Linked DNA regions of Homo sapiens: region 1 is linked to region 2. Evidence: read pairs that join two places in POLR2A ChIA-PET (ENCODE). Cell type or tissue: Panc1. All regions are shown on one strand. Links, peaks and the distances in the headings refer to the core of each region. The heading gives the core; the rest is flanking DNA.

Evidence for each region. Peaks named below come from ENCODE experiments on the same cell type or tissue, not always from the same donor. Only the 100,000 strongest peaks of a DNase experiment are listed, where the experiment ranks them.
Region 1: POLR2A ChIA-PET joins it to region 2 with 13 read pairs; 1 of 35 experiments calls an interaction of 5 or more read pairs at or near these places.

What each region holds. Positions count from the first base shown.
Region 1 is chr19:40,220,179-40,229,579 of GRCh38, reverse strand. It overlaps CCNP (cyclin P), which reads left to right and starts at 2,891. Exons shown (of 5, transcript NM_024877.4): 1 at 2,891-3,205; 2 at 4,769-4,858; 3 at 4,937-5,092; 4 at 6,034-6,192; 5 at 6,277-7,372. The coding sequence starts at 2,939. The coding sequence ends at 6,528. RefSeq lists enhancers at 2,504-3,057, 4,562-5,761, 8,960-9,401 and a silencer at 3,084-3,203. In Panc1, for the core only: no CTCF peak of the experiment used is centred there; DNase peaks (open chromatin) are centred at 1,947 and 3,556; H3K4me3 peaks cover 1,428 bases; H3K27ac peaks cover 574 bases; H3K27me3 peaks cover 1,076 bases.
Region 2 is chr19:39,318,954-39,328,354 of GRCh38, reverse strand. It overlaps LRFN1 (leucine rich repeat and fibronectin type III domain containing 1), which reads left to right and starts at 7,492. Exons shown (of 5, transcript NM_020862.2): 1 at 7,492-7,562. RefSeq lists a silencer at 7,644-7,903. In Panc1, for the core only: no CTCF peak of the experiment used is centred there; a DNase peak (open chromatin) is centred at 5,184; H3K4me3 peaks cover 649 bases; H3K27me3 peaks cover 625 bases.

The sequences.
Region 1 (9,401 bases), core at 1,874-5,873, 900 kb before region 2:
ATCAACCAAAAGAGTCATGGTGACTAAATGTAATGTTTCCTGAAATAGAAAAAGAACGTAGGGAAAAAGGAAGGCTTGAATAAAGCATGGACTTAATAGATGAATATTGGTCTAACGGATTGTGACAAATGGGGCACACTAATATGAGATGTTCATTGGGGAAATTGGGTGTGGGGTAGGTGGGAACTGTCAATCTATTCAAAAAAGTTATGTAGAAGAATTACAAAATATACCCTTCGCCAGGTTCGTCATAGCATTTTACTTAAAACGGACAAAAATGGGATCAGAATGTTAAATTCACCCCTCCACCTCCCGCTCCACATTGTATACCTGTCCTAAAGAACATTCTGCTACATAACTGCTCTCCAGTTACCAAGGTCAGGAAGCTAACATTGAAACTGCTCTTCTGTACAGATTTTATAGTGTTCGCTAATGGTCACGCTTAATGTCCTTGTATGTTAAAAATTCCTAGCTAATGACCAGGCTCACATGTTGCATTCAGTTGGCAGGTGTGAAACTCACAGGGCAGTTATTTTGCAGTTATTTTCCCTCAACCAGGGTTGGTTGCCTCACTTTTTTTTTTTCTCTTTTTTTTAAGACGGAGTCTCACTCTATCGCCCAGGCTGGAGTGCCATGGTGCGATATTGGCTCTCTGCAACCTCTGCCTCCAGGGTTCAAGTGATTCTCCTGTCTCAGCCTCACCAGTAGCTGAGATTACAGGCACCCACCACCACACCCAGCTAATTTTTGTATTTTTAGTAGAGACAGGGTTTCACTATGTTGGCCAGGCTGGTCTCGAACTTACCTCAAGTGATCTGCCTGCCTCACCTTCCCAAAGTGCTGGGATTACAGGCGTGAGCCACTGCGCCTGGCCTAAAAGATATATATATATATATATATTTTTTTTTAAAGCTACTTACGTCTCTCCATTTGCCCGCAAGGAAATTCCTTGTGGACAGAAGACAGGCAGAGTTCAAAGTCATCCCTGTGCTCACATGAGACCAATGCATATCTGATGGCTTCCTCCGTCCTATTGTTTGACCCAGACTAGGCATGGATGGCTCTTCCTGTAAATTGTGCATTCAGTAAAAGGCTAATCAAACTCAAAAGAATGCAGCCGTTTGTCTCCTGTCTATGACCTGGAAGCCCCCTCCCCTGCTTCGAGTTGTCTTGCCTTTCCGGACCGAACCAATGTACAGCTTACACATATTGAGGACGTCTCATGTCTCCATAAAACGTATAAAACCAAGCTGTGCCCCGAATACCTCCTGAGGCCGTGTCACACGCACACCCTTAACTTTGGCAAAATAAGCTTTCTAAATTGATTGACACCTATCTCAGATACCTTTTGGTTTACACAGTTAATAAACATCTTGTGTAGAGACATTTTGTAGATATCCCGATTCCTATCAGATGTTCACCCACTAGTTTGAACATCTATTGATATTTCTTGCATGAAACGATGCTGTGGTGGTTGCCAAATAGGATTTTCCAACCTTCTACATTATTAGTTCGGCCAGTCATGGCGGCCCACACCTGTAATCCTAGCACTTTGGGAAGCCAAGGTGGGAGGATTCCTTGAACCCAGGAGTTCAAAACCAGCCTAGGCAACAAAGTGATACCCCAGTCTCTACAGAAAAATTTAAAAATTAGCCAAGCATGATGGCGCACACCTGTAGTCCTAGCTACTTGGGAGGCTGAGATGGGAGGATCACTTGAGCCTAGGAGGTTGAGGCTGCAGTGAGCCGTGTTCACACCACTGCACTCCAGCCTGGGTGACAGAGCGAGACCCTGTCTGAAAACAAAACACATTTATTAGTTCACTTTCTAAAGATTAGAAGAGCTTTTCTTTCCCACTGCCTGAGTTATATCAGAATAAACTTGTATTTTAATTTTATTCAGTGGTTTGTGATCTATGACTATCATCTTGATGCTCACATTTTCTAGATTTAGCTAGTGACTTCTGCATCTATGTGACTTGCCCTGCTGTTGGGACACTTTCTGCCACACAAAAATATTCCAGATCTTGTACCTTCTCTTGTATGACCCTGGGATCAGCCATTTCTCCAGGTAGCCCTGGTTCCTTTTAGTGGAGAATGGGATGTGGCGGCCAGGGTTTGGATGTTAGGGGTGCTTCTCACTATTGGGGTGTCGCTGCTCTTAAGCTCTCCCAGTGGATTAAGCTAGGAAATACATGTTTGCATACACACCACTTTTTAAAAAAAATTTTTTTTTTTTTGAGACGGAGTCTCGCTCTGTCGCCCAAGCTGGAGTACAGTGGCCCAATCTCGCTCACTGCAAGTTCCGCCTCCAGGGTTCATGCCATTCTCCTGCCTCAGCCTCCTGAGTAGCTGGGACTACAGGCTCCCGGCACCACGCCCAGCTAACTTTTTGTATTTTTAGTGGAGATGGGGTTTCACAGTGTTAGCCAGGATGGTCTCCATCTCCTGACCTCGTGATCCGCCCGCCTCGGCCTCCCAAAGTGCTGGGATTACAGGAGTGAGCCACCACACCCGGCCACACAACACTTAACTTCTATGTAAACAACCATGTGTTCACACAATTTTATCTCCAATTCCATTGCGACACCGACACCACAAGGGTCATTCTAACCTCCGATCTATGTTTGTACATCCATCCTCTGACGGTGCAAACCCTGATTCTACATTTTGAAATCATCCCGACTTTATGGTCAGGAAAGCGAGGCCCAGAGGGGCTGCTTCCGGGCAGCAGGATGAGGATCTGTCTCCAGCTGTCCGACCTTAGAGGGCTTCGAGAGGACAGAGCCAGCCTGCGGGGCACTCACCTTTGTGCACCTGCCCGGGCGAGGCGGGCTCAGTGCGCACGCGCCCAGGGGCCTTTAAAGCGCCCGCCGCGCGTCTCTTCCCCTAGCTGCAAGGGTCGGTGCTTGGCCTCGCCCGCAACACCCTCCTGGAGGATGCTGGTGAGAGGCAGGGACCAGGGGTCCGGCTCCCGGCTCGGGCCTATCGTTAGGCGCTGGGCCCCCAGGCCCTCTCCTTTGCAGAGTCTCGCTGCCTCCCTCGACGCAGAGCCTTCAAGCGCCGCAGTCCCCGACGGCTTCCCCGCGGGCCCCACTGTCTCCCCAAGACGCCTGGCGAGGCCGCCGGGGCTGGAGGAGGCGCTGAGCGCGCTGGGGCTGCAGGGAGAACGCGAGTACGCCGGGGACATCTTCGCCGAAGTCATGGTGAGCCTACCCGCCGCCTGCCCTGGTGAGGGCGACGCCGGCCCACCGCCCGGCACCCACTCAACACCACTCTGAACTCCCACCGCTCCAGCCTCTCCTCCCTATCACTGGCAGCCGGCGTTCCTTCCCTGCAACGTCCAGGCTTTTGTTTTGTTTTCACACAGCGCCGTTTCTACCGCTGGGAATGCCCTTTCCCACCGTCCCCGGGCTCTTTGCAGTCCCTCCTGGGGTGTTTATGGTCCCCTGTACTTGTCCTCCACATTTATTTGTTTAACAAATATTTAATGGTTTAGTAGCAAATGTTTTAGGTGCTGGAGATGCTGCAATGCTGGCCTCGTTCTGGGGAGATGAGCAAACACATAGAACAACTAGGGAAAGGCCACGCAAACCAAAACATTGGCCTCGCCAGCCTTCAGATATCCCTATGAGAGGGTTGCTGCGGAAGGAAGACTGAAGGGAGGAGTTTGTTGAACGTCTTGCCTGCGACTCTCCTGGGCCAGGATCTCTGTTAGGACCTGAGAGACACTTGTGTTGTGGGCAGAAGTCCCTGCCCTCGTGGGACTGGCAGCCTAGCGGCCAAATAGACAAAGCACACAGGGAGACATCTTCACAGTGAAAATGCTGAGACAAAGAGATAGTGATCGGGTGGTAGGAGTATAGACAAAGTCATGGAGATGTTAGCTGAATGACGGAAAGGTCGAGTAAGGGGCTGGGGAAGGACCCTCTCTGTAGAGGAAACAGGAAGTGCAAAGGGCCTGGGGTAGGAATGGGCTTGGTATAGTCTAGGAGCTAAAAAGAAGGCAGCTGTGGCTGACGCATGGGTTGTGGGGAGAGAGAGGGAAGAGGTGATGCTGGAGCAGAGCCTGAAAGAAATCAGAGTTTTCTCCAAGGGTACTGGGAGCCATGGAAGGGTTTTAAGCTGGGGAGTTCCTTGGTCAGATCTTTCTTTGGGAAGATGCTTCTGGGTGCTCTGAGGCAGAGGGGTTGAGGATTCGTGGTCAAGAGTTGAAGTCTGAGGCCGGGTGCAGTGGCTCATACCTGTAATCCCAGCACTTTGGGAGGCTGAGGTGGGCGGATCACCTGAGGTCAGGAGTTCAAGACCAGTCTGGTCAACATGGTGAAACCCCGTCTCTACAAAAATATAAAAATTAGCCGGGCATGGTGCCACATGCCTGTAATCCCAGCTACTAGGGAGGCTGAGGCGGGAGAATCGCTTGAACCCAGGAGGCGGATGTTGCAGTGAGCCAAGATTGCGCCATTGCACTCCAGCCTGGGCAACAGAGTGACTTTGTCTCAAAAAAAAAAAAAAAAAGTGAAGTCTGGGAACCTAGAGGGAGACGCCCAGGAGTCCACGTGGCGGAGAGGTGGGTATGGAGGCATCTGGAACGAAGCCCAGAGTTCTAGGTGAGGACACGTAAGAGGAGCTCATTTGGAGGCCAGTTTGGGTGTGGCATGCCTAAGATGTCCAACTGACTGGAGGAGGCTGCTGCATCCAGGGCTGGAGCTCAGGAGAAAGGCAGAGGCACAGGTGTGGAGAGTGAAGCGTCCCTGCCCCAACCCCAGGTGTGCCGCGTGCTGCCCCTGAGAGCCCTGCCCCGCGCTGTGACCCCGGAGATGCGCGCCCTGGTGGTAGACTGGCTGGTCCAGGTGCACGTAGGTATCTGGAAGGGTGTGGGGGGCTGAGTTTGCGTCGCCGCCCAGGACCCCGTGGTCACCCTTGCCCCTCCTCAGGAGTACCTGGGTCTGGCTGGTGACACACTTTATCTGGCGGTTCACCTGCTTGATTCCTACCTGAGCGCTGGCCGCGTGCGTCTACATCGCCTGCAGCTGCTGGGCGTGGCTTGCCTGTTTGTGGCGTGCAAAATGGAAGAGTGCGTGCTTCCCGAGGTACTTCCGGGGTGGGGTTTGGGAGGGTGGATGGAGTCCTTTGGGGAGTAACTGATTCAGTGACTACTGTGTGCCAAGCACCGTGCTGAGTCTGGGATTCCCAACATGTATGAGGGAGGGGCTGTCAATGTGTCCCTTAAACAGAAGAGGAGACCGAGGCTCAGAGAGAGGAAGACATTTGCCCCAAATCAAGCAGTTGGAACTTGGACTCAGTCTAGAATAGTCTGTCTTAAGGCTGGGGGTGGTGGCTCACGCCTGTAATCTCAGCACCTTGGAAGGCTGAAACCGGCAGATCACTTGAGATCAGGAGTTTGAGACCAGCCTGACCAACATGGTGAAACCCTGTCTCTACTAAAAATATAAAAATTAGCCAGGTGTGGTGGTGCACGCCTGTAGGCCCAGCTACTCAGGAGGCTGAAGTAGGATAATTGCTTGAACCCAGGAGGCGGAGGTTGCTGTGAGGTGAGATCGCGCTACTGCACTCCAAAAAAACAAACAACAACAACAAAAAAAAACAAAACAAATCACTTTGGGGAGCCAAGGTGACCTCGTCTCTAATTTAGAAAAGTAAATAAAAATAATATAAACTAGTCCATCTTGAATAGTTACCGTCAACATGCATGAATTCAGTGCCTTATCAGAACTGCCTGGTGAAGCAGGGAGTAGTATCTGTTTTACGGGGGGCGGGGGGTAGCTGAGGCAGAGAGCTTAAGTGAATGTCCTATGTCACACAGTGAGCAGATGATGGGGTTTGAACTCGAACCTAGGTCTTGAACCCAGGACCCTCAAGCCCGTGCTCTCTACGACTTCCAGACACAAGTCAATGGCCCCATTTTACACACCAGGAAACTGAGGTCCGGAACTTGGGGCCTTTCCAGGGCAGGGAGTAAAGAGCCCGGATCCAAGACTCCTTCACCTCCCCCCGCATCCCCCATCTGCAGCCCGCCTTCCTCTGCCTCCTGAGCGCGGACTCCTTCTCACGGGCGGAGCTGCTGCGCGCCGAGCGTCGCATCCTGAGCCGCCTGGATTTCCGGCTGCACCACCCCGGCCCGCTGCTGTGCCTCGGGCTGCTGGCCGCGCTGGCAGGGAGCAGCCCCCAGGTGAGCCCTTGTGAATACGCGGGGTGGGGGCGTGGCCGGCGCGAAGTGGGGCGTGGCCTGACAGTCGCCCCGCCTCACTTGCAGGTGATGTTACTTGCCACCTACTTCCTGGAGCTGTCTTTGCTGGAGGCCGAGGCGGCGGGATGGGAGCCGGGTCGTCGTGCGGCTGCGGCTCTGAGCCTGGCGCACCGCTTGCTCGACGGGGCGGGCTCCAGGCTCCAGCCAGAACTTTACAGGTGTAGTCTTGGCGGAGGAAGTGTATGGGGTCACCGCAGCTTCAGGGACTTACCTTCCTGGTCATTTTTACGGTCTCGGAGAATGAGAGACAATTATTGAGGAGGAGGTGGCACCTAGACTTGATTTTTCTGGGTGTGGGAGAGAATGGGGTGGGAGGACCCCATTAGTCCAGATCTGGGGTCTCTTAACCTTGCCCCAGAGTGGAAGATAGTCTCCCAGGCCCAGAAGATGCTCCTATTGCCTTCCAGGGCTGAGAACGAAGGATCACCCAGGCCTCGAGTCCTCCATCTCTGTATCTGGTGGTGGATGGGGTGTTCCTTTAGCTGCTAGGGCCGCTAACCATGCTACCAGGTGGCAGGGCGAACCATGGTTTCCCTCAGCCTGTGCACCCAGCATAGAGAGGATGGCTGCCCATCCTCAGCTCCCCTCCTTGCTTCCTCGAGTGTTCTGACTCCGCACTAGCCGCGCCCTGTAGGAAGAATAGGGTGTCCACCTCTCCCCGGTGCTCGCCTAGTCACTCCAGTTGAAGACGGGACGCGTGCCCGATCTCAAGAGAGCCCCCGACCCGTCCGTGGGGAACCACATCGACGCTTCTTCTCAGCCTCCAGTCTCCAGTTCCAAGGATGGGTCATCTCCAACCACTTGCCCTGCCTCAGTTTCTCCATCTCCCTGCTGCAGCCCCGAGGAACTGGGCACCCTCGAGCCGTGCATGGCCCGCGCTGCGCTCCGAGGTCCCGCGCCGGGTCGCGCCGCAGTCTTCCTCAAGTATGCGCGGCCCCAGCGCCAGGGGACCAGCCTTGCCGCCGCCTGCCTGCTCCGCCGCCTCCAGTCTGAGCCTCCCTGAGTACTGGGACTCAGTCACAAAAAAATCAACAACAAAAAACAAAACCCTCCCAGTGTGTGTCCGTCTCTCATCTCAATAAAAGAATTTATTTTATTCTGAGCGCTCTCTGCCCTCATTGGTCGAATTCCGGTCCCCTCTCGCTTTTGATTGGTCGCTTTCTAGGCCTCGCATCCCTCTGATTGGATGTGCTCACCACTTCCTTTAATGGTTGCTGGGAGATAAAATGCAAATTCTGAACTCCTCCACCAGGGGGCAATGGCGGGCTTCCCCAAGAGTCATTCAGCGGGATAAAACTGGGATCCCTTAAGGACTGGCAAAAAATCACAAGAGATGGGGACTGTGGGGGAGTTGAGAATGCCCATCCCGGTCAGAAGAAATGCTACCTCGATGTTGCCGGATTTTCAGATCTTATTCAAGTAAACCTGAGATTCTGCAATTCCATATCTGCGTTTAGATGTCAACTAATTCAGTCTTTCTGTTTTTGTTGTTGTTTTAGACGGAGTTTCGTTCTTGTTGCCCAGGCTGCTGGAGTGCAATGGCGCGGTCTCGGCTCACTGCAAACTCCGCCTCCCGGGTTCAAATGATTCTCTTGCCTCAGCTTCCCAAATAGCTGGGATTACAGGCTCCTGCCACCACGCCCGGCTAATTTTTGTATTTTTAGTAGAGACATGTTTCACCATGTTGGCCAGGCTGGTCTCGAACTCCTAACCTCAGGTGATCCTCCCGCCTCGGCCTCCCAAAGTGCTGGGATTACAGGCTTGAGCCACCGTACCCGGCCTAATTCAATATTTCTTAATGGTTGTACAAGCCCAACACATCACATATACTGGGCTATGAAGATAGGTTCTCCCAAGCCTGGAAGATGCTCTGCGAAGGTCATCAGTTTGTAGTAGTAAGTCCTGGATAGTAAGAGTTTTATCAATGGGGTCTGATATACTTAACCTGGGAAGTGCCCAGGTGTCAGTGGGGATAATTATGGTACCAACCTCCTGACACTGTGGTGAGGATGTGAGTTAAAATATACGTAAAGCAGCCAGGTGCGATGGCTCAAGTCTATAATCCCAGCACTCTGGGAGACCGAGGCGGGCGGATCACGAGGTCAGGAGTTTGGGACCGGCCTGGTCAACATAGTGAAACCCCGTCTCTACTAAAAATGCAACAAATTAGCTGGGTGTGGTGGCGGGCTTCTATAATCCGAGCTACTCAGGAGGCTGATGCAAGAAAATCGCTTGAACCCGGAAGGTGGATGTTGCCGTGAGCCGAGGTCACGTCATTGCACTCCAGCCCCGGCGACAGTGCAAGACTCCATCTCAAAATAAATAATAAAAAATAAATAAAAGGGAAAGCTCTTTATGACAATGTCTGACACCTAGGAGGTGTTGTAAAAGTGTTAGCATTGCATCCCAGCAGGACTGTGATTTTAGGTACAGTTGTCCTGTGCTACTGTGCCTGGGTACCTAGGCATTTACTTCGTCAGAAAACATGGTTATGAATCAACGGATCTCCTTTTTTTTTTATTTTTTTTTTTGAGACAGGGTCTCACTCTGTCATCATTCAGGTTGGAGTGCAGTGGTGTGATCTCAGCTCACTGCAACTTCCACCTCTTGGGTTCAAGCAATCCTCCCGCCTCAGCCTTCCAAGTGGTGCACGCCACCACCCCTGGCTAATTTTTTGTATTTTTGGTAGAGACAAGGTTTTGCCATGTTGCCCAGGCTGGTCTCGAACTCCTGAATTCAGGTGATCCACTTGCCCCGGCCTTCCAAAGTCCTGGGATTACAGGTGTGAGTCACTGCGCCCAGCCAGATCTCTGTGTTTTTCATTACAAAACAGACACACCGGAGGTAGGGAAAGGTGTGTGCACTGCTCAAGAACTCAAATTCATGAGTTTTACACTCCTAACTGAGCCTGGGTTTGGAGATGCAGAGAGGAAAATGTTTGCACCCCTGAGGTGTTCAAGGCTGGACCCCAGGGATAAGGGAGAAACTCACTCAGCAAAAGCGTTTTACAGCAAAGTACAATAAGAGATAGAGGCAGATGCTCTGGTTGAGATGGAAGGTGCTGAGTTCTGGTTTCTGTCTGTCACATGTGACCTGCCATGGGACCTCCAGCTAGAGGATGTGCTGTGGGG
Region 2 (9,401 bases), core at 3,465-7,464:
CTCAGTTTGGACTCAGTTTCTGCCTCTTCTGGGCTCTAGCCGACGGTTCCTGCAGTACGAGGCTTGGGCCAGCAGGGGGCGGGCTGACCTAGAGGAATGCGAGCTGGGTCCCGGGAGGGAAGGAGGATACCTCTTTCTTAGAAAGAAAGGGAAGGGCCTGAAGGATTTCCTTGGGGGGTGGGGGACGGATGGGCGAGGCCTGGGTCTCCTGGAGGTATTGGGGAAATATCTGGATCTACAGAGCGGTCACTCCCAAGGGGAACAAGGACCCCTGAGAATAAAGGAGGCAAAGTGCCCGTTTCCTCCCCCACTCCCCACCTCTGGGGGGTAGGAGGCATCACCGAATGCGACTTTTCTCAGCTGAGCCCTTAGATAGGAAGAATTTAAAGGCCGAAGAGGTTTGAACGTAATTGCTTCAGGATCTCAGGAGCTGCTGGGGGGTGGATGGTTTGTACGGTCAGGTAGGCCTGAACACCCAGGGCTGGGGAAGCTGAAGTCGATCCTGGGCCCTCGGTGGACTCCCAGGGGTGTGAGATTGAGGAGACAGGGAAGGGACACTTGCCCCCATCTGAAGATTCTTCTTTTCTTTTTTCTGGCATCTCTTGACATCGAACTTTCTCAGGCTTTCTGCGTCTGTCTCTGAGGGACATTGATTAAGTACCCACAATGTACCGGGCTCTGAGAATTCCGAGATGGGCAGGTCTTCACAGAGATGAATCACACCCTTTCTGTCTCTCTGCTTCTCTTCCATGTTTCTAATTGTTCCCCTCTCTGTCCCCGGTTTCAGGGACGTGGGAACTCCCTCCCCCCACCCCTTTTCAGGTTCCCGGTAGAGAGGTGGCTGTTGCCATGGTAACAAAGACATAGTGACCTTGGGCCTGGGCTGCCCGTTCCCCCAACCTTGGTGTTTCCGGGGATAGGGTCCAAAAAGCCCAGCTCCAAGCCCTCCCAGCCTTAACACACCATCCCCTTACCACCCCACTCTACCCTATCTCTTGCCCGCTCACCCCCAATCAGGGCAAGTCCTTTGCATGAGGGATTCGGGATAGAATCACTCTACACTGGTCCATAGAGAAAATTCACCCTGCCCTAAATTCTCTGGAGGGTTAGGTTGAGCTCCTCTGCCCTCCACTAGTGCTGTTTTCCTGTCCCTATCTCTCTGTCCCTCCCTCTGATCACAGGCCCAGTCCCTGAAGGCAGGAGATGGAGGAGGAGGAGGACTGGAGACAAGAGGGGTCATTCAATTAAATGGACAAGGAACTCCTGGCCTGCAGAGGTCAGAGAGGCAGAGGGACTCATCCAAGGTCATGCACTTACATGATCAAATGAATACTAATAGCTGACCCTCCTCTTGAGGGCTTCCTATGTACCAGGTACTTCTATAAGCAGTTTATAGGCATTAGCTTATTTAATTATTGCAATACCTCGTGAAAAAGGTACTATTATTCTCTCCAACTTAAAGACGATAAAAATCTGAGGCATAGAAGCCAAAGGCACCTGTGGTCTGTACAGTTAGAACTCTTTAAGCCCAGGCTATCTTGGGGGTCAATGGCCACACTCTCTCTTAGGCAAGAGACTTAGGGAACCTCCTCCTCCTCCCCGCTCCCCTCCCCCTCCCCTCCCCTTCCCTCTCCCCCTCCCCCTCCCCCCCCTCCTCCTCGTCCTCCTTGGTGGTACTCCCACCCTCCATAGTGGAACTTCTGTTTCATCCAGGCTTGTGATTACAAACGGTCCAATCAGAAAGAGCCATGCACAAGGACTTGCCCGATCAGGAGCAAAGCATGGGAAAGCAGGGGCCAATCAGAAAGGGTGGCTCACAGGCGCAGTCCAATGCAGAGGGAGTACAGCTAGGGATTGTGGAAGGACCAATCAGAGAGGCCAGAACAGACTGCACTATCCAATGAGGAGTCAGCACAATGGGACGTGTCTTCGGGTTTGGGGAGATTCCCTGGAGAGGCAGTACAAACTGGGGACCGCCTCCTCTAGTTCCACCAACCTATCCTATAAACGCCCACAGATCCAAGCTCCCTAAGTTTTGAGTCGGTGCCCTAGACTTGGGGGACTTCCTAACCTTGAAAGGGCCGGAATGGGCATTGCTTAGCTTTAAAAGGGCTGGAGTTTTTGCTTTGGGGCAGGGCCTAAGAGTCTGGGGGTGGGGCCTAGGCTTGGGGCGGGGCCAGAAGAATGGGATTGGTAGAGGGTCTGTATTAGGTTTGGGGCAGGAATTAGGGCTCCAGGGAAACAATTAAGATGTCTAGTTCAACCTGTTGCCCGTTTTTCAGGCCAACTCACACATTCCCTTACCTTATGGGACATTCTCCAGCTGCTGGGTATACCCTTTTCTTCTAGGGAACCTGGGCTAAGAGGTCGTTATTTATTCCTTCCTGTGGTCCCTGAACTGAGTCTGGAGCCAGACTAGATCCCCAGTCCTCTCCCAAGACGCATTTGAGAACACATGTTGGGCCAGGCACGGTGGCTCACGCCTGTAATCCCAGAGGATCACCTAAGGTCAGGAGTTCGAGACCAGCCTGGTCAACATGGTGAAACCCCATCTCTACTAAAAATACAAAAAAATAGCTGGGCGTGGTGGTACGTGCCTGTAATCCCAGCTACTCGGGAGGCTGAGGCCGGAGAATTCACTTGAGCCGGAGAGGCAGAGGTTGCAGTGAGCCGAGATCGCTCCATTGCACTCCAGCCTGGACAACAAGAGCAAAACTCCGTCTCCAAAATAAATAAATACATAAATAAATAAAAATAAAATAAAAAGAACACATGTTGTCTAGGTGCAGTGGCTCACACCTTGTAATCCCTACATTTTGGGGGGCCGAGGCTGGAAATCTTAGAGGCCGAGAGTGTGCGACCAGCCTGGACAACATAATGAGACCGCTTCTCTACAAAAAATAAAAAATTAGCTGGGTGTGGGGGTGCGTGCCTGTAGTTGGGAGGCTGAAGTGGGAGGATCACCTGAGCCTGGGGAGGTCGAGGCTGCAGTGAGCCATGATCACGCCACTGCACTCCAGCCTGGGTGACAGAGGGAGACCCTGTCTTTAAGAAAAGCACGTTTACTGAGTTCCTGGGTGGCAGTCACTATTCTGGGCACTGGAAGATGTTGGTGTCCGTGCCACTTCCCTTGGGAGGCTTATATTTCAATGACTAGACAGTAAATAAATAACAATAAATAGGTAAACAAGTAAACAAAATAAGAGGGTGACAAGAGCCAGGCGCAGTGGTTCACGCCTGTAATCCCAGCACTTTGGGAGGCCAAGGCAGGAGGATGGCTTGAGCCCAGGAGTTCGAGACCAACCTGGGCAACACAGCAAGACCTCATCTCTTTTTTCCTTTTAAAATAAAAATAAAGAGAGTGATAAATACTATAAGGGAAATAAATAAGGTGATGTGCTAGATAGAAATGGTGGCACCTGGTGGGGCTGTTTGTTGCCGCCAGAAGAGTCCTGCTTCCCCACTCCCTAACATTTACTATGAAACATTTCAAACATGCAGCCAAGTTGAAATAATTATATATATATGTGTGTGTGTGTGTGTATTATATATATATCTATATATATATTTATATAAAAGTTTATTAGAGATGGGGTCTCGCTATGTTGCCCGGCTGGTCTTGAACTCCTGGGCTCAACTGATCCTCCCTCCTCGGCCTCCCAAAATGCTGAGATTGCAGATGTGAGCCACCACGCCCAGCCTGAGTTGAAATAATTTTATAGTGAACACTCATATACCCATCACTTAGATGCCACCACTGACACGTCAAGGTATTACTTCATCATATATCCATCCAGCCACCCTTCTTCCTCCTCCTTCTCCTCCTCTTCCTCTTCTTCCTCCTCTTCTTCCTCCTTTCTTCTTCCTCCTCCTCCTTCTTCTTCCTCTTCCTTTCTTTTCTTCTCTCTTTTCTTTTCTCTTCTTCCTCCTCCTCTTCCTCCCCTCCTCCTCCTCCTCCTCCTCCTTCTTCTTCCTTTCTTCTCTCCTTCTCCTTCTTCTTCTATTTCAAAGTAACATCAGACTGCTGGTTGGGGGCCCAGGTAGGGATGGTGTGTGTAAATTGGGGATGGAAAAGGAAGGTCTCTTTGAAGAGATTACATTTAAGACCATCATGAAAAGAAAGAACCAGCAGCCATGGAAAGGGGAGAAGAGTGCATATGCTCAGGGGCTGCTGCTGTGGGCTGGTGTGTTGGAGGAATAGGAAAGTCATCGTAGAAGCTGAACAAGGGGTCGGATGCGGTGGCTCACACCTGTAATCCCAGCACTTTGGGAGACTGAGGTGGGCGGATCACTTGAGGTCAGGAGTTCGAGACCAGCTTGACCAACATGGCAAAACCCTGTCTCTACTAAAAATACAAAAATTAGCCGGGTGTGGTGGTGGGCGCCTGTGGTCCCAGCTACTCAGGCTGAGGTAGGAGAATCGCTTGAGCCTGGGAGGCAGAGGTTGCAGTAAGCCGAGATCATGCCACTGCACTCCAGCCTGGGTGACAGAGTGAGGCCCTGTCTCAAAAAAGAAAAGAAAAGTCATTGTTAAAACTGAAAGAGGGGCCAGGAGTGGTGGTGCACGCCTGTAAACCCAGCACTTTGGGAGGCTGAGGCGGGAGGATCACTTGATCCCAGGAGTTCCAGACCAGCCTGGGCAACATAGTGAGACCCCCATTTCTAAAAAAAAAAAGAAAAAAAAAAAAAAGAAGAAGAAGAAGCTGGAACAGAAGAGGAGAGTCGTTGGAAATAGGGTCAGCTGGGACCAGAGCTCACAGGGCCAGATTGGCTCTATGAATAAGGCATATCTCCCTCGGTTTCAGCTTCTTTCTTCTTCCATCTGTCTCTCTTATTATTATCTTTTTTTCTCTCCCTCTCTTTTCTACTCCTGTCCAGCCCAGGCCTACCCTCACCCTCTTTCCCCATCACCCCTACCCTGTTCTGCCACATACTATCTGTGTGACCTTGGGCAAGTGACCAAACCTCTCTGTGCCTCTATTTCCCTTATCCATAAAATGGGGATGGTAATAGGACCTCTTCATTTGGCTGTTGTGTAGATTGAATGAAGTGATAGATGTGAAACCCTTAGAATCATTTCTGGCACATAAATAGTGCTGTATATGTGTTCACTTGTGTTGTTGTTGTTATTCCTACCCCCAAGCTCCAGCAGGGAGCACTAGCAACCACGGTGGGAGGTGGGGATGCTGCCTGGGTGGTGGCGATGAAGGGTGGAGTCTGGAGAATAGGGGGATTGTGAGTGTCCCCAGGGACATCTCAGAGTTGCGCTTGGGGTTAAGGTTCACCAGAAGGAGTTATCTGCAGAGCTGAGCTTGATCTGGGGGATAGGGCGGGCTTCATGTAAATAATTTAGGCCAGGCACAGTAGCTCATGACCACCGTGGTCAGGAGTTCAAGACCAGCCTGGGCAACATAGTGAGACTCCATTTATAAAAAAACTAAAACAAAACCAAAAACAAAACAGCTACTGAGGAGGCTGAGATGGGAGGAACACTTGAGCCCAGGAGGTCCAGGCTGCAGTGAGCTGTGATCACACCAGTGCACTCCTGCCTGGGTGATGGAGTGAGACTCTGACTCAAAAACAAACAAATAAAAAAAAAGAAAGAAAGAAAAATTAGACTGGGTGCGGTGGCTCATGCCTGTAATCCCAGCACTTTGGGAGGCTGAGGCGGGCGGATCACTTGAGGCCAAGAGTTCGAGACCAGCCTGGCCAACATGACAAAACCCTGTCTCCACTAAAAATACAAAAAGTAGCCAGGCATGGTGGGACATGCCTGTAGTCCCAGCTACTCGGAAGGCTGAGGCAGGAGAATTGCTTGAACCCGGGAAGCAGAGGTTGCGGTGAGCGGAGACCATGCCAGTGCACTCCAGCCTGGGCAACAGAGCAAGACTCTGTCTCAAAAAAAAAAAAAAAAAGAAAAGAAAAAAGAAAAAGAAAAGAAAAATTAGCCGGGCGTGGTGGCGCACACCTGTAATCCCAGCTACTAGGGAGGCTGAGGCAGGAGAATTGCTTGAACCTGGGAGGTGGAGGTTGCAGTGAGCCGAGATCGTGCCACTCTACTCCAGCCTGGGTGACAGAGTGAGACTTTGTCTAAAAAAAAAAAAAAATTAGGAAAGGGGTTTAGAGGAGGACCTCTGTACAGTGGGATCCAAAACGAGAAGGGTTTGAGACCCCAGGAATCTGGGGCACTGCATGAAACAACACAGATTTTTAGGGGAGAAGTTGCTGGGTTTAGGGACCCTGTGAATATCTCAGAAAGAGAAGGAGAGTGGCCTGAGATACTCAGTGGGGTTTGAGGGAAGGGGTGGGGTTCAGCTATGGGACAGGGGATGGGCAAAGGGGTCTGAACTAGGAAGGAGCAAGGCATTCTGGGCTCTATGGAAGTCACAGGGAGGGGGGACTTTCAGGGTCCAAGAGAAAGAACTGGAGCAAGAAGGAGGCAGGGTCCTCAAGGGGGCAGGACTAGTAGGGGGTGGGAAAAAATTGGGGCTAATTGGGGAGTTTTGGAAACCAAAGGATGTCTTGGAGGAGAAGGAGAGAGAAAGGTGTAAGGTCAAAGGGGTGGAAGATGGTTTGGGGTCTAATGGGGTTCATGGGGAAAGTTTAAGGGTCTTCCATAGGGATAAGAGACATTTTAGGGCCCCCTAGAAGTTAGGCATGGTTTGGAGTTCATACTGGGGGTAAGGGAATGGGTTAGGGTCCTTGAGGGTAGAAGGACATGGCTGGGGGTCCCCAAGAAGGAGTGGAATATGATTTGTGGTTCTGGTGGCTGTAGAATGTGGTTTGGGTCCCCAAAGGGAGTCAGGCACCATCTGGGATTTGGCTGACATATGGTCTGAAGTCTCCCCCGATGTTAGGGTATGATTTGGGGTCCGTGAGGGAAGGGGTGTGGTCTGGGGGTCTATCTGAATGTTGGGATATGATTTAGGGTTGCTGGTGGGGTGGTCTGGATCCCCTTGGATGCTGGGATATGATCTGGGATTCTTCTGGGTTTGGGGGCATGGTCTGGGGTTCCTGACAGTGTGTGGGTCATAGTCTGAGGTCAAGCAGGAGAGCAGGGCATGATTTGTGGTCCTGGGTGGCCCTAGAACATCGCCTGGGTTCTCAAAAGAGGTGAGGCCTGATCCGAGGTCCCCCTGGGTATTAGGACGTGATGGGAGGTCTCTGTAGGGAGATCCGGGGTCCCTAGGCCAGTTGGGGCGTGGTCTGGGGGGGTCTCCGGGGAGGCCGGCGGGGCTGGGGGTGGGGCTGGGGAAGGGTCGGGGGCGGGCCCGCGGCGGCTCGGCAGTGGAGAGGGGTCTGCGGCGGGTTCGGGGCGGGGATCCCGGGTGTGCGACCGCCCCGCCCGGCCGCCCCCACCAGTCGGCGCCCCCTCCCCCCTTGCGGCGGCGGTGGCGGCGGGCGGCGCGGAGGGCGGAGCTCGGCTGCGGCTCGGGAGGGAGGGCGGGAGGCGGGAGGGAGGCGGCCCCGCGGCACCGCGCCCCCTCCCCCGGCCCTCCCCCCACCATGGCGCGGAGCGAGGCAGCGGCGGCGGGGCCGGGCCCGGGGCCCCCCCGGGCTGGGTGAGCGCGGCCTGCAGCGGCCCGGGAGCGGCGGGCGGGGGCGCGGGTGTGTGCGCGGGTGTGAGCGTGCGAGCGTGCGAGTGTGTGTCCGTGGCGCTGCGGCGGGCCCGGCGTGCGCCCGCGCGGCCCTATGTGTGCCCGGTGCCGGCGTGTGCGGCGCCCTGCCCGTGTGGCCATCGGGTGTGCGCGGGGTGTCGAGCCCGGCCGGCGTGTCCGGCTGTGCACGCGTGTCCCCCCGAGCGGCCGCCCCTCCGGCTGTGTGTCTGGGCGCTGTCGCGCGCCCATCGGAGGGGCTGTGTGCAGGTGTGTGTGTGCGTGGGTTGTGTGCCCAGGTGTGGGTCCCCCCCAAGCCCATGTGCGTGCGCGACTAGCTGCTCTGGGTGTTTGTGTCCGGGTTGGATGTCCATCCCCGGGTCTGTGGAGCCGGGTGTGCCCGCTCGGGTGTCCATTTGTGTGTGTGTGTGTGTGTGTGTGTGTGTGTGTGTGTCTGCGGGTTGTATGTCTCCGAGGGTGTGTATCTGTGAGTCCACGGCAGGTTGCTGGCTTGGGGGCTGAGGCTCGGCGCCCAGGCCTCGGTGTGGATTTGGGGGAGGGGAGTTCGCCGCTCCCTCGGTCCATGTCAACTGGGGGGTCCTTAGCGGTCCTGGGGGAAGCGGCCATGTCTTCCCCTTCCCGGTGGTTGCGGGGGGGGGATGGGCGGCCAGGAGGTGGACAGATGGAGGGGGGATGAGAGGCCGAGAAATGGACAGATGGGCCCTGAGGTGGGGGTTGGGGGGCGAAGACCCGGCCCTTCCCCACCCACTCCACCCTAATTCCCCCACCGGCCAGACATCTGCAGACGGAGCCAGAGTTACCTCCATCCTGATGGCCAGGCTGGGGAACCTTTGGGGCTGCTGGTGGGAGGATCTCCTTGAAACGGTGATCTAGGACTCAAACCCCCAAATCCTCTTGAGTTTCCACCTGCTGAACTCTGACCTCTGGCCTGGCTTTTGCCCTGGTTTTTTGGGGGTGTGGAGGGCAGGATGCTGAATGTGCTGCAGGGATGTTAGGATTTCTTGGGCCTGGGAAGTAAGTAGGTGGGGTGGTGGGGGGGTGCCTCAGGGCTGGGAGGAATGTGTGTCCAAGACTGTGTGAGTGTGAATCTGGGCCTGTCTACTGACTGTGCTACTGTGGTTCAGTATTTTCTATGCATTTGGAAGTGTGTAAATCACAGGACTGTTGTGTGAGCATGTGTCTGTTATGAGTGAACATCTTGGCGTGTCTGCAAAGGTGGATCTTTTTGTGCCTGTGTGCGTGTTCCAGTGTGGATCAGCCTCGTATCTGTATGCTTGTGGTTTTGTGTGTGTGTGTGTGTGTGTGAGGTATGTATCTGTTAGCGTGGTGCTGTATCAACTTTGCAACATGGAGATGTGTGAAGTATGAGTGTGTCTAGGCATTTAAGAGTGTGCACTTGTGTATGTTTGCACAGGTGTGTGTGTGTTTGTTAGATGTGTGTGCCCCTGTGTGCTGGTGAGTGTGCAAGGTAGATCTGTTGTAAATGCATGTACCTGGTTGTCTGTTAGGGGGCACATGAGTTTCTCTGTTGTATCTGTGCATTTGTGTGTGTGAACTTGCATGGCAGAGTCAGTGTTGTACATGTATTGTTGCATGCAGGTGTGTCAACCTTGAGGGTATGTATCCATCTATGTTGTGAGTCTGTTTGTGTTTTGGTGTTGGTCTCTGGGGGTTGTGTATGTTCAGACATGTATGTGAAAGACACATGTGTCTGTGCCCTGGCACAAGGCTGTCCCTACTCTTGGGTTCAGTGGGTTTGAGGCCCATGTGGCATGACCTCTGGTA